Regions from separate parts of the Homo sapiens genome. Here region 2 is linked to region 1. A link is an interaction called in ENCODE POLR2A ChIA-PET data of the cell type or tissue named here. Cell type or tissue: OCI-LY7. All regions are shown on one strand. Each heading gives the region's core, and the rest is flanking DNA. Links, peaks and the distances in the headings are about the cores only.

The links. ChIA-PET counts read pairs that join two places held together with the same protein. Peaks named below come from ENCODE experiments on the same cell type or tissue, not always from the same donor. Only the 100,000 strongest peaks of a DNase experiment are listed, where the experiment ranks them.
Region 2: POLR2A ChIA-PET joins it to region 1 with 7 read pairs; 6 of 35 experiments call an interaction of 5 or more read pairs at or near these places.

The regions. Positions count from the first base shown.
Region 1 is chr11:775,096-779,567 of GRCh38, forward strand. It overlaps GATD1 (glutamine amidotransferase class 1 domain containing 1), which reads right to left and starts at 2,392. Exons shown (of 8, transcript NM_182612.4): 1 at 2,304-2,392; 2 at 1-47. The coding sequence starts at 2,367. LOC124900301 reads left to right here and starts at 2,483. Exons shown (of 2, transcript XM_047427954.1): 1 at 2,483-2,600; 2 at 3,022-4,472. It overlaps GATD1-DT (GATD1 divergent transcript), which reads left to right and starts at 2,483. Exons shown (of 2, transcript NR_126343.1): 1 at 2,483-2,600. RefSeq lists silencers at 1,813-2,022, 2,033-2,742, 2,793-2,892. In OCI-LY7, for the core only: a CTCF peak has its summit at 1,718; DNase peaks (open chromatin) are centred at 1,676, 2,006, 2,436 and 3,026; H3K4me3 peaks cover 3,441 bases; H3K27ac peaks cover 1,993 bases.
Region 2 is chr11:582,584-588,998 of GRCh38, forward strand. It overlaps PHRF1 (PHD and ring finger domains 1), which reads left to right. Exons shown (of 18, transcript NM_001286581.2): 4 at 4,676-4,881. Among named protein-coding and RNA genes, the nearest start is that of PHRF1, 9.3 kb to the left of the region's middle. RefSeq lists enhancers at 1,180-1,681, 1,682-2,181. In OCI-LY7, for the core only: no CTCF peak of the experiment used is centred there; no DNase peak of the experiment used is centred there.

The DNA of each region.
Region 1 (4,472 bases), core at 1-4,000:
GGTGCTGGCCATCGTGAAACAGTGGAGGAAGGACTGGGCCGACACACCTGCAGAAGGTCCCAGTGAGTGTGGGCTCGACAGGACTAGCGTGCCCCGCCTCAGGGGGCTACCCAGACACCCCCATGGCCTCGACTGACCCCAGAACACGCTGAGGAGCAGCCCTCTCCCCTACACCCAAGAACGACTACTTGAAGCCCTGGGGCAGGGCCAGCCACCCATTCACGTCCAGGAGAAGGAAGCTGGGAAGGCATGAGTCAGAGGGGCACAGCCAGGTCTGCCAGAACGGTAGGCCATCCCCGGGCCTGCATCCCCCATGGCGGGCTCTTTCCCCAGCCTGGCACTGTCACCTCCAGCCTCAGCCAGAAGCTGGGAGAGGATGCAGCCCACCTCAACTGTCCATGCCACTCCCACACCCCAGCCTCATCCTAGTGCTAACAGAGCCACGAGAGACCTTTCTGAAAGGCAAACCCGGGTGTGAGGGTCACAGAGTTCAGCTCATCCTCTCACTGAACCACCAGGGACTCAGGCCCTCAGGCACCATGGAGAACGCAGAAGTGTCCTGGCCCCCCCTCACCCCTTCCAGGGAAGCCGCTCAGAGGGACCCTTTCCTCACAAGGGTTCTGGGATTATACCCCTCCCCCGCCAGCTCTTCCTAGCATCCTTCGGCCCCTCAAAAAACTTTTAAAAAAGAAACTCAACACACCACACCCAATCCAGAAGGCTCTGGGGGCCTCTGTCCTACCAGGGGAAGGACACAGCCCCGCCCACCCTGCCTGCCGGAGAGCACTTACAAGTTTATTCCAAAGTAGCGTGAGCTGTATCTCTCTACATTTATTTTAACTCTGGGGCCCAATCCCTCAGCTTCATTTTTATCTTCATTCTTTTTTTTTTTTTTTTTTTTTTTTTGAGACGGAGTCTCGGTCTGTCGCCAGGCTGGAGTGCAGTGGTGCGATCTCGGCTCACTGCAACCTCCACCTTCCAGGCTCAAGCAATTCTCCTGCCTCAGCCTCCCGAGTAGCTGGGACTACAGGAGGGTGCCACCACGCCCAGCTAATTTTTGTACTTTTAGTAGAGACGGAGTTTCACTGTTTTAGCCAGAATGGTCTCGATCTCTTGACCTCGTGATCCGCCCGCCTCAGCCTCCCAAAGTGCTGGGATTACAGGCGTGAGCCACTGCGCCCAGACTCTTCATTCTTATATAAGTTAATACATATTCACTGTAAAATGTCCACTTATCGAGGAAAAACAAAGTGCCCAGTAGACTGCCGCAGGCTCTGTTCCCCCAGCTGCCCGCCCTTCCGGCCTCCTGAAGTGCTGCCCCCAGCCTGCTGGCGCTAAGACCCCACGTCCTCAACATGCCGGACCTCCTCACGCCTACCTGCTCTGGAAACAAGCCCCAACCCACCCCCCCAGGACTGAACCCCACTCGAGGCTCCTCCCACCCGCAGTCTGGGGGCATCACTCAGGACCCCTGGAGCTCAGCACATCGTGACGCCACAACCCCACAGCCCCATCTCCCCGTCCACACTTGAGGAGCTACAGACTTCAAGAGGCAGACCCCTGGGTCGCAACCCCGGCCCCCACCTCTCCGTGGTGCGGTGACCTTGGGCTGCTCACTTCCCTCTCCAAAAGGCTCAGAACAAGGCCAGGCACCCTCGTGCTCCGCTGCTCATCCCTCCCCTGCTGCCCTGAGACCCTGCAGGCTCAGCGCCAGGGGACGCACCCCGCTGCGCTCCGACCCGCGTGAGCCCCAGGCCAGTACTGCCCTGGTACCCTTGCCCCAGGACGGGGGCCGCGGGGCGCCTTCTCCAGGAGGGGGCTCCGGGTCTCCTCAGAAGCCGGTGGCTCAGAAGGTCAGGGTCCCCGCGGCCGCCCGACCTCAGAGCTGGGTCAACTCCCGGAATGGCCCCTCCCCACACCCGGGCTCCCCTCTCGCAGCGCAGCGGCCTCAGAGACCAGGCCCAGGCACGCGGCTCCCTCCGCTAGAAACGTCGGGCCCGGGCCGCCTCGCCGGGCAGACGAGACTCGGAGGAGCGACGCGGCGCCGGGATCCATCACGACCCCCCGACCCCGCCCCGAGCTCCATCCCACCAACCCGCGACCCCACCCCCGCCCCCGTCCCCGCCCCGAGCTCCATCCCGACACCGACCCCGCTCCGCCCTCCCCCGGCCCCTGCCCGGCGCCCCCAGCGGCCTCGGCCTCCGGCGCCACGTGACGCGCGCCCACCGTGTCCCGAACCTCCCGCCCCGGGCAGCCCCCTCGCGGACGCTCTTCGGACACTGGCCCCGGCCGCCGGGCCTCACCTTCGGCGGCGCCGCTGGCCACGAGCAGACAGGCGGGCCTGTTAGGGAGCCGCTCGGACGCCATGGCTCGGGCTCGGCGCTGGGTCTGCGCGTGCGCGGCGTCTGGGCGCGCCCGGGAGTTCGCGGGTCACGTGCCCTGGCGGCCGGGGGCGGAGCCGGGTGGGACTGGGCGCCTGCGCGTTCGTACCCGGTCCGGGTCGGCTGGGCTGCCCGCCGCTCCGCGCGCCCGGGCGGTCGCAGGTCGCGCCTGCTTTGGCCCCGGCGGGTTCGGCATCCGAGCCTGGCAGGGGCCAATAGGTAGGGTCGCGAGGGTCCTCCCCGGCCGCATGCGCAGTCTGAGCGCGCGCGGGGTAGGGCTCTTGGCCTGGGGTGGGGGCGCGGGCATCAGCAGAGCCAGGCGGCGGTGTCGGGGCGCGAAGGTGCCCGTGGTGTTCCGGTGGCCACACCCGAGGAGCAGGGGAGACCGGGGGGCTGCGGGGTCAGAAGCTCCGGGTGTCCCCGGAGACTAGGAGGGGGACGGCGGGGTCCAGGAGGCGGGGTGGGCTCCGCCGGCCCAGGACGGGGGCGTCGCGGGGAGGCCTGCAGGGTTGTGGGGCGTCGGGCTGAGCTCCTGGGAGGACGGAGTGTCACTTCCTGAGATGGGGACACCTCGGGCGTGCTGGCTTTGGTGAGGAGAATTGAAGCAGTTTTTCTTTTTTTTTTTTTTTTTTTGAGACAGGGCCTCTGGAGTGCAGTGGCGTGATCTCGGCTCACTACAGCGTCTGCCTACCGTGTTCAAGCGATCCTCCCACCTCAGCCTGTTGAGCAACCGGGACCCCAGGTGCACACTCCACCACGCCCAGCTAATTTTTTTGTGTTTTGGGTAGAGAGGGGGTCTCACTGTGTTGTCCAAGCTGGTCTCGAACTCCTGATCTAAAGCGATCTGCCTGCCTTGGCCTCCCAAAGTGCGAGGACTACAGGCGTGAGCCACCGCGCCTGGCCTGAAGCAGTTTTTCCTTAGACTGTAGTTGGAGGGGGTGAGACCACGTGGAGTGGTTGGCAGACAGGCAGGCACCCTTTGAGGCCAAAAGGGCGCTTGAGACAGAGCCAGCAGGCGAGCGGGCCGCCCAGGTCCCTGGCCCCCTGCTGCCAGTATGAAGGTCCCACCAAGCCTCTGCTCCAACCAGGGGAACCGTCATGGTTGGGAACAGCCAAGGTGAGGAATTCTGTGGGTCACACCCCCTGAAAACCACTGGCCTCCGCCGGGCGCGGTGGCTCACGCTTGTTATCCCAACACTTTGGGAGGCCCAGGCGGGTGGATCACGAGGTCAGGAGTTCAAGACCAGCCTGGCCAAGATGGTGAAACCCCGTCTCTACTAAGAAAAATACAAAAATTAGCAGTGGCAGCACCTGTCATCCAAGCTACTTGGGAGGCTGAGGCGGGAGAATCACGTGAACCCAGCGGGGGCAGAGGTTGCAATGAACCAAGATTGCGCCACTGCACTCCAGCCTGGGCGACAGATTGAGACTCCTTCTCAAAAAAAAAAAAAAGCCACTGGCCTCTGGCTCCCCCTGGCCCAGCCTGGAGAAGGGTCCCTGACCCCCGTCAGACAAGCAGTGCACCCTGCCTCACCTGACACAGAGCCCTCCCACCACAGGGGAAGTGGGAGCTGGGAGCTCCTGGTACAGGCAAGGCCGAGAGTTGGGTTAGGGAGCAGAGGACGGAGCTGAGTGAGTGTCCAGTGTTAGGTGGGTGGGGGTGTTAGTGGATGGAGGTGTCTGAAGCCTCGCAGGCCTGCGGTCACACCACAGGCTGGGCCTAGCCGCTTGGAGAGCTTTCTGGATCTGCACAGGATCTTGTCCCCCACAGACACACACTGTGGGCCTCAAACCCGGGAGCAGGAGGGGCAGGTTGGAGCAGGTCTACCTGCTTGCCCAGCCCCACCTGCACTGGCCCCAAGGTGTCCCTGATGGAGCTGAGCTGGACCAGCCACAGGTGCAGGGCTGAGTCTGCAGCAGCCCCCTCCCCATTCCTCTTCCCCTCCCCCAAGTTAGAACAGCAGTATGGAGGAGGAAGCTGGAAGCCAGGCTTGGCCCTCACGCTGGCGGCAAGTCTAATGCGTGTGTGTGCACCTGTGTCCACAGGTGGTGTGCCCCCTAGTGTACCCTTGGGTCCCCACCGTAGTCCAA
Region 2 (6,415 bases), core at 1-4,000, 190 kb before region 1:
GCGCGATCTCGGCTCACTGCAAGCTCTGCCTCCTGGGTTCACACCATTCTCCTGCCTCAGCCTCCCGAGTAGCTGGGACTACAGGCGCCCGCCACCAAGCCTGGCTAATTTTTTGTATTTTTAGTAGAGATGGGGTTTCACCGCGTTAGCCAGGATGGTCTCGATCTCCTGACCTCGTGATCCGCCCACCTCAGCCTCCCAAAGTGCTGGGATTACAGGCGTGAGCCACCGCGCCCGGCCTTTTTTCAAGACGAGCCTGGCCAGCATAGTGAAACCCCCTCTCTACTACAAATACAAAAAATTAGCCGGGTGTGGTGGTAGACGCCTGTAATCCCAGCTACTCGGAAGGCTGAGGCAGGAGAATGGTGTGAACCTAGGAGGTGGAGGTTGCAGTGAGCCGAGATTGTGCCATTGTACTCCAGCCTGAGCGACAGAGCGAGACTCCATCTCAAAGGAAGAAAAAGAAATTCTGGCTGTCTGGGCGCGGTGGCTCACGCCTGTAATCCCAGCACTTTGGGAGGCCGAGGCGGGCGGATCAGGAGGTCAGGAGATCGAGACCATTGTGGCTAACATGGTGAAACCCCGTCTCTACTAAAAATAGAAAAATTAGCCAGTCGTGTTGGCACGCGCCTGTAATCCCAGCTACTTGGGAGGCTGAGGCAGGAGAATTGCTGGAACCCGGGAGTCGGAGGTTGCAGTGAGCCAAGATCGCCACTGCACTCCAGCCTGGGCAACAGAGCGAGACTCTGTCTCAAAAAAAACAAACAAAAAAACCCCACCAAAATTAGCCGGGCGTGGTGGTGCGTGCCTGTAATCCCCACTACTCAGGAGGCTGAGGTTGGAGGATCGCTTGAGCCCAAGAGGTCGAGGCTACAGCGAGCTGAGATCACGCCACCACACTCCAGCCTGGGCCACAGAGCGAGACTCTGTCTCAAAAAGATAAAAAATTCTCAGCTCACTTACAATTGGCTGATGGTTGTGCCCTTGAACTTCTTTTGAGAGAACAATGTTCCAAAGGGCAGGTCTGCGCTGGGTGTGGTGGCCCAGGCCCATGGTCTCAGCTACGCAGGAGGCTGAGGTGGGAGGACCCTTGAGCCCAGGAAGTTGAGGCTGCATTCCAGCCTGGGTGTTGGAGCGAGACGTTATCTCAAACAAAACAAAGGGGAGACAAGTCCGTGGGGTGCGCTGGTGGTACCTCCTTCCTTGTCCCCTGTTGCCATCACCCTCGGTGGTGCACAGCCTGTGAGGCCACCAAGGAGGTGGCCCTGCCCCGGCCCTGCTGTGGTTGCTTCCTCAGAGGGAGGCCGAGCTCAGGCTCAGAACTTTGCCTTTCCACTACTTTCCTTCTGACATCACCCTTGGGCTGGAAAATCCATGGTCCTCAAGTGGCTACTGTGATCTGTGTGTAGCAGTCTTTCTGCATAGCCCTGTGGTTATCAGGGTTAGAATGTTCCAGAAAGGTAACACTCCTGTTTGAGACTGTTGGTAAGGGAATGGCACTCATGGCCTGAGCCAATGTGTGTTGGCCGTGTCCTTCCAGAGTTCGATGTTTAGCTCTGCACGTGCTCTGCGGGTCTGCTTGGGTCTGCAGGTCCTGAGGGGCTTCCCTGCTCCCTCCCAGCATCAGGTTAGGGCTCTGGTTCATCTGTAGTAGGTCTCCGCACCAGTTCTGGCGTTGCCAGGGCTGAAAGTGTGGGCCGTCAGGGCCGCCAGGTGACTCTGTCCTTGAGATCCTGAGGGCACATTGGATGCCAGAGACTCTGGGTTGGGGGCTGGAGTGAAGGTGGCGGGAGCCTCAGCAGGGCCCCCACCGTGTCTGCGCTCACCTTCTAGCAGCAAACAGTGCGCCAAGCAGCAGCTGGGGGACAGGGTCATAGACACTGAGAGCTGTGGGCGTCCAGGGGAGGGGCAGGCTCCATGGACCTGGGGTGGGGAGAGGCTTCTGGAGAATCCAAGCTGCCACCTGAGGGGCAGGAGGAGGTGGCTGGGCAGAGGCGGCAGGCCAGGACGGGGGAGCTGTGAAGAGACAGGTTTATGGAGACCTGGAGCCCCTGAGGGCTGAGCGCCCCGAAGGAAGGGGATGGGAAGGCACTGGAGAGGTGTTGGTATAGCCACTGTGAACACTTCTTTTTATTTCTCCAGGACCTTTTTTTTTTTTTTTTTTTTTTTTTGAGACCGAGTTTCACTCTTGTTGCCCAGGCTGGAGTGTAGTGGCGCAATCTCGGCTCACTGCAGCCTCTGCCTCCCGGGTTCAAGCGATTCTCCTGCCTCAGCCTCTCGAGTAGCTCGGATTACAGGCGCGCACCACCATGCCTGGGTAATTTTTGTATTGTTATTCGAGATGGGGTTTCACCATGTTGGCCAGGCTGGTCTTGAACTCCTGACCTCAGGTGATCCACCCGCCTTGGCCTCCCAAAGTGCTGGGATGACAGGCATGAGCCACCGCGCCTGGCCAGGACTGTTTTTTAAACATGAAGAAGTAGCCAGTGGGTCCCTAACTGGTGGGAAACATGTTGAGGAGGGAGTTATTCCACGAGCAACACCCACGTTGCTGGGGCTTGGGAGCTTTCGTTCTCATTGCTTTTCCCACCCTGGTGTTTCCTGCTGGAAATCACTTGTTACACTGCCCTTTCCAGCTTGAGGTAGTAGCCCTTTCCAGCTTGAGGTAGTAGCCCTTTCCAGCTTGAGGTAGTAGCCCTTTCCAGCTTGAGGTAGTAGCCCTTTCCAGCTTGAGGTAGTAGCCCTTTCCAGCTTGAGGTAGTAGCCCTTTCCAGCTTGAGGTAGTAGCCCTTTCCAGCTTGAGGTAGTAGCCCTTTCCAGCTTGAGGTAGTAGCCCTTTCCAGCTTGAGGTAGTAGCCCTTTCCAGCTTGAGGTAGTAGCCCTTTCCAGCTTGAGGTAGTAGCCCTTTCCAGCTTGAGGTAGTAGCTCTTTCCAGCTTGAGGTAGTAGCCCTTTCCAGCTTGAGGTAGTAGCCCTTTCCAGCTTGAGGTAGTAGCCCTTTCCAGCTTGAGGTAGTAGCCCTTTCCAGCTTGAGGTAGTAGCCCTTTCCAGCTTGAGGTAGTAGCCCTTTCCAGCTTGAGGTAGTAGCTCTTCAACTCTTTTTTTTTTTTTTTTTTGAGGTCGAGTCTCGCTCTGTTGCCCAGGCTGGAGTGCAGCAGCACGATCTCAGTTCACTGCAAGCTCTGCGTCCCAGGTTCACGCCATTCTCCTGCCTCAGCCTCCCAAGTAGCTGGGACTATAGGCACCTGCCACCGCGTCCAGCTAATTTTTTGTATATTTATTTATTTATTTATTTTTGAGACGGAGTCTTGCTCTGTTGCCCAGGCTGGAGTGCAATCGTGCAGTCTAGGCTCACTGCAACCTCTGCTTCCCAGGTTCAAGCGATTCTCCTGTCTCAGCCTCCCAAGTAGCTGGGATTACAGGCACACGCCACCACACCCGGCTATTTTTGTATTTTTTGTAGAGACGGGGTTTCACCATGTTGGCCAGGCTGGTCTCAAACCCCTGACCTCAGGTGATCCACCTGCCTCAGCCTCCCAAAGTACTAGGATTACAGGCTTGAGCCACCACGCCTGGCAATTTTTTGTACTTTTAGTAGAGACGGGGTTTCACTGTTAGCCAGGATGGTCTCTATCTCCTGACCTCGTGATCTGCCCACCTCAGCCTCCCAAAGATGCCGGGATTACAGGCGTGAGCCACCACGCCCGGCCAGTAGCTCTTCAACTCTTAACATGAAAGATGGGAACTTAAAACTCTTCTGCTGCCTCCCTCGCAGCTCTCACTTCTCCCAGCCTCTTTAACAGTGTAAATATTTCTGTTCTGGGTGTGTCTTTCCCTTTGCCAGATAACAGAGGGTCCTGGCAGTGATGCCCCAGTGCTGGCAGGGTCCTGCCCACATGCGTGGAACCGGGAGGGTTTGGAGGGTTTCGGGCCTAGGAGGAACCTGCCACCCACACCGAGTCTGCTCCTCTTCCCATGTGAACTTGTGTTCTGTTTACTTTAGCGTTGTTTCATTGGAGTTTGGTACAAAGAAGATAGCAGTGCACGTATGGGCTCTGCCGTGTTGAACTCGGAGCATCTCCCTGCTCCCTGCTGGTCAAGGTGTAGCCTCAGAACCACTCCGAATTGGCCAGAACGGTTGTGGTTAGTGGCCCAGTTAGGAGTCTGTGCTCTGCCTCCCACAGGGAGGAGGAACAGGCAACCTCAGAAGGAAGTCCCTTCCGCGGGCAGAGGGTTTGTGGTCCTCATGCTTTGAGAAGGGGGCGTTGGAAATGGGGGCTGCTGTCAGGGGGCTGCTGCACTGAGGGGCTCGCTTGGAGGCTCTGAAATGAACCTGATGGTCTCTGGGACCTGTGCTAGGCCCCAGGGCTGCCCTGCCTCTCGAGGTCTGCCTCAGCCCCAGGCTCAGCTTAGAGGAGCTGGTCTGGCACTCAGGACGCTCAGCTTCCCGCCCCTCGGTGCAGGGCACCCGAGGCTTCAGGTTAGGTGCAGGGCAGGGCTCCCAGGGTTGTGGATGTGCTGAGCGTGGACGTGGAGGTAAGTGGCAGGAGCCTGCGGGGAGGTGGGCTGTGCATTGCCGACCTGGTGTCCTGAGCGCAGCCTGGGCCCGCTTGCCTCCAGTGCCGCGGTTCACGCTGCCCATCCTGCTTGCACCAGCTGGCATGTTTCCTCTCCAGGTTCCGAGGATTCTGAAGACGACGGGGAGACATTGCTGGAGGTAGCGGGTACTCAGGGGAAACTGGAAGCCGCTGGCTCTTTCAATTCTGATGATGATGCAGAGAGCTGCCCAATCTGTCTCAACGCATTCAGAGACCAGGCCGTGGGGACGCCGGAGAACTGTGCCCATTACTTCTGCCTGGACTGCATTGTCGAATGGTCCAAGGTGAGTTCACCTCTGGTTGGGTGCTTCCTCCCTTCAGGATGGCCTCCCTGTTTATAGGTGACCCAGCCTGTGTTCAGCCTCTTGTGAGGTTCTAGTTGTCTGCTCTGCGGCTGACCCTGGGGCCACAGGATTGAGTCTGGCTTGGTCTTTGCTTTGTGAGCACCATGGCTCTTGGGGGTGTGGGTGAGCTCATGTGAGGCGTTTGTGGTGTATTGGTCAGGGGCAGGAGAGAGGATGGCCGTGGGTCTCCCAGGACCAGCTGCAGAAACCCTGGTTGACATAGGGGCCATCTTGGCCTGCAAGCCAGAGGCAGGTGTGCTGTGGTGCGTGGTCACTTTGCTGCCTTGACATGTGGTTCTCTCAGTTGATACAGAAAACACCGGTACGATTTGGCATTCATTCACAATAACTGGCATCAAAAGAGACTGTCCTTAAAACAGGTGAATAGAGTTTACCGTAAACGTGCAGTGTATTTTATATTTCAAAATGAACTTTTAGAAGCAGTCAGCTCCCCCCTCCCTTTCTGAATATTGTGAAAAATGTCAGAAAAGGAGAGCTTGCAGTCTGAGGATGACTCATGAGTCCCCGACCTCTGTACTCAGGGCTCAGCTCCGACACCACTACCTCTTGACTCCCTCCCCTCCCTGCGATTGCACCAGCAGCCCGTGCTGTCCCCGGCTCTCTTCAGGACCGTGACCTCACCCAGGGTTCCTAGTGACTGGGTCCTCCTGTTCTGTTTCACTGAGTAGCTGAAAACTGCCTGTATGCTTAGTTTGAAGCAGGACCCAGACATTCCTCATGCTGCTGGTGGTGGCAGGCTGTGATGTCACCCAAAGTCTGGCTCTGGTACTTCCTGTTCCTGTTCTGTTGTGGTGGGTCCACAGCACACAGTAGATTCAGACTTAGACTTTTCTTTTTTTTTTTGTTTTTTTGAGACGGAGTTTTGTTCTTGTTGCCCAGGCTGGAGTGCAATGGCGCGATCTTGGCTCACCACAACCTCCACCTTCCGGGTTCAAGCGATTCTCCTGCCTCAGCCTCCCGCGTAGCTGGAACTGTAGGTGCCCACCACCACGCCAGGGCAATTTTGTATTTTTAGTAGAGACAGGGTTTCACCATGTTGGTCAGGCTGGTCTTGAACTCCCAACCTCAGGTGATCCACCCGTCTCGGCCTCCCAAACTGCTGGGATTACAGGCGTGAGCCACCACGCCCGGCCATTTTTATTTTTATTTTTTTTTGTAGATTTTTCTTTTGGCAAGTGAAGCTTTCATTTAAATTGAGGAACAAGATACAGTGTTTGCTATGTATTTTCTGTCTGGCATTTATTAGATAAATATTGGGCAGAAGAGGGCATTTGCAAACAAGTTTGTCAGTATAGAAATCTTACAAATGGAACCGGGTGCAGTGGCTCACGCCTGTAATCTCAGCACTTCGGGAGGCCAAGGTGGGTGGATCATGAGGTCAAGAGATCAAGACCATCCTGGCCAACATGGTGAAACCCTGTGTTTACTAAAAATACAAAAATTATCCGGGCGT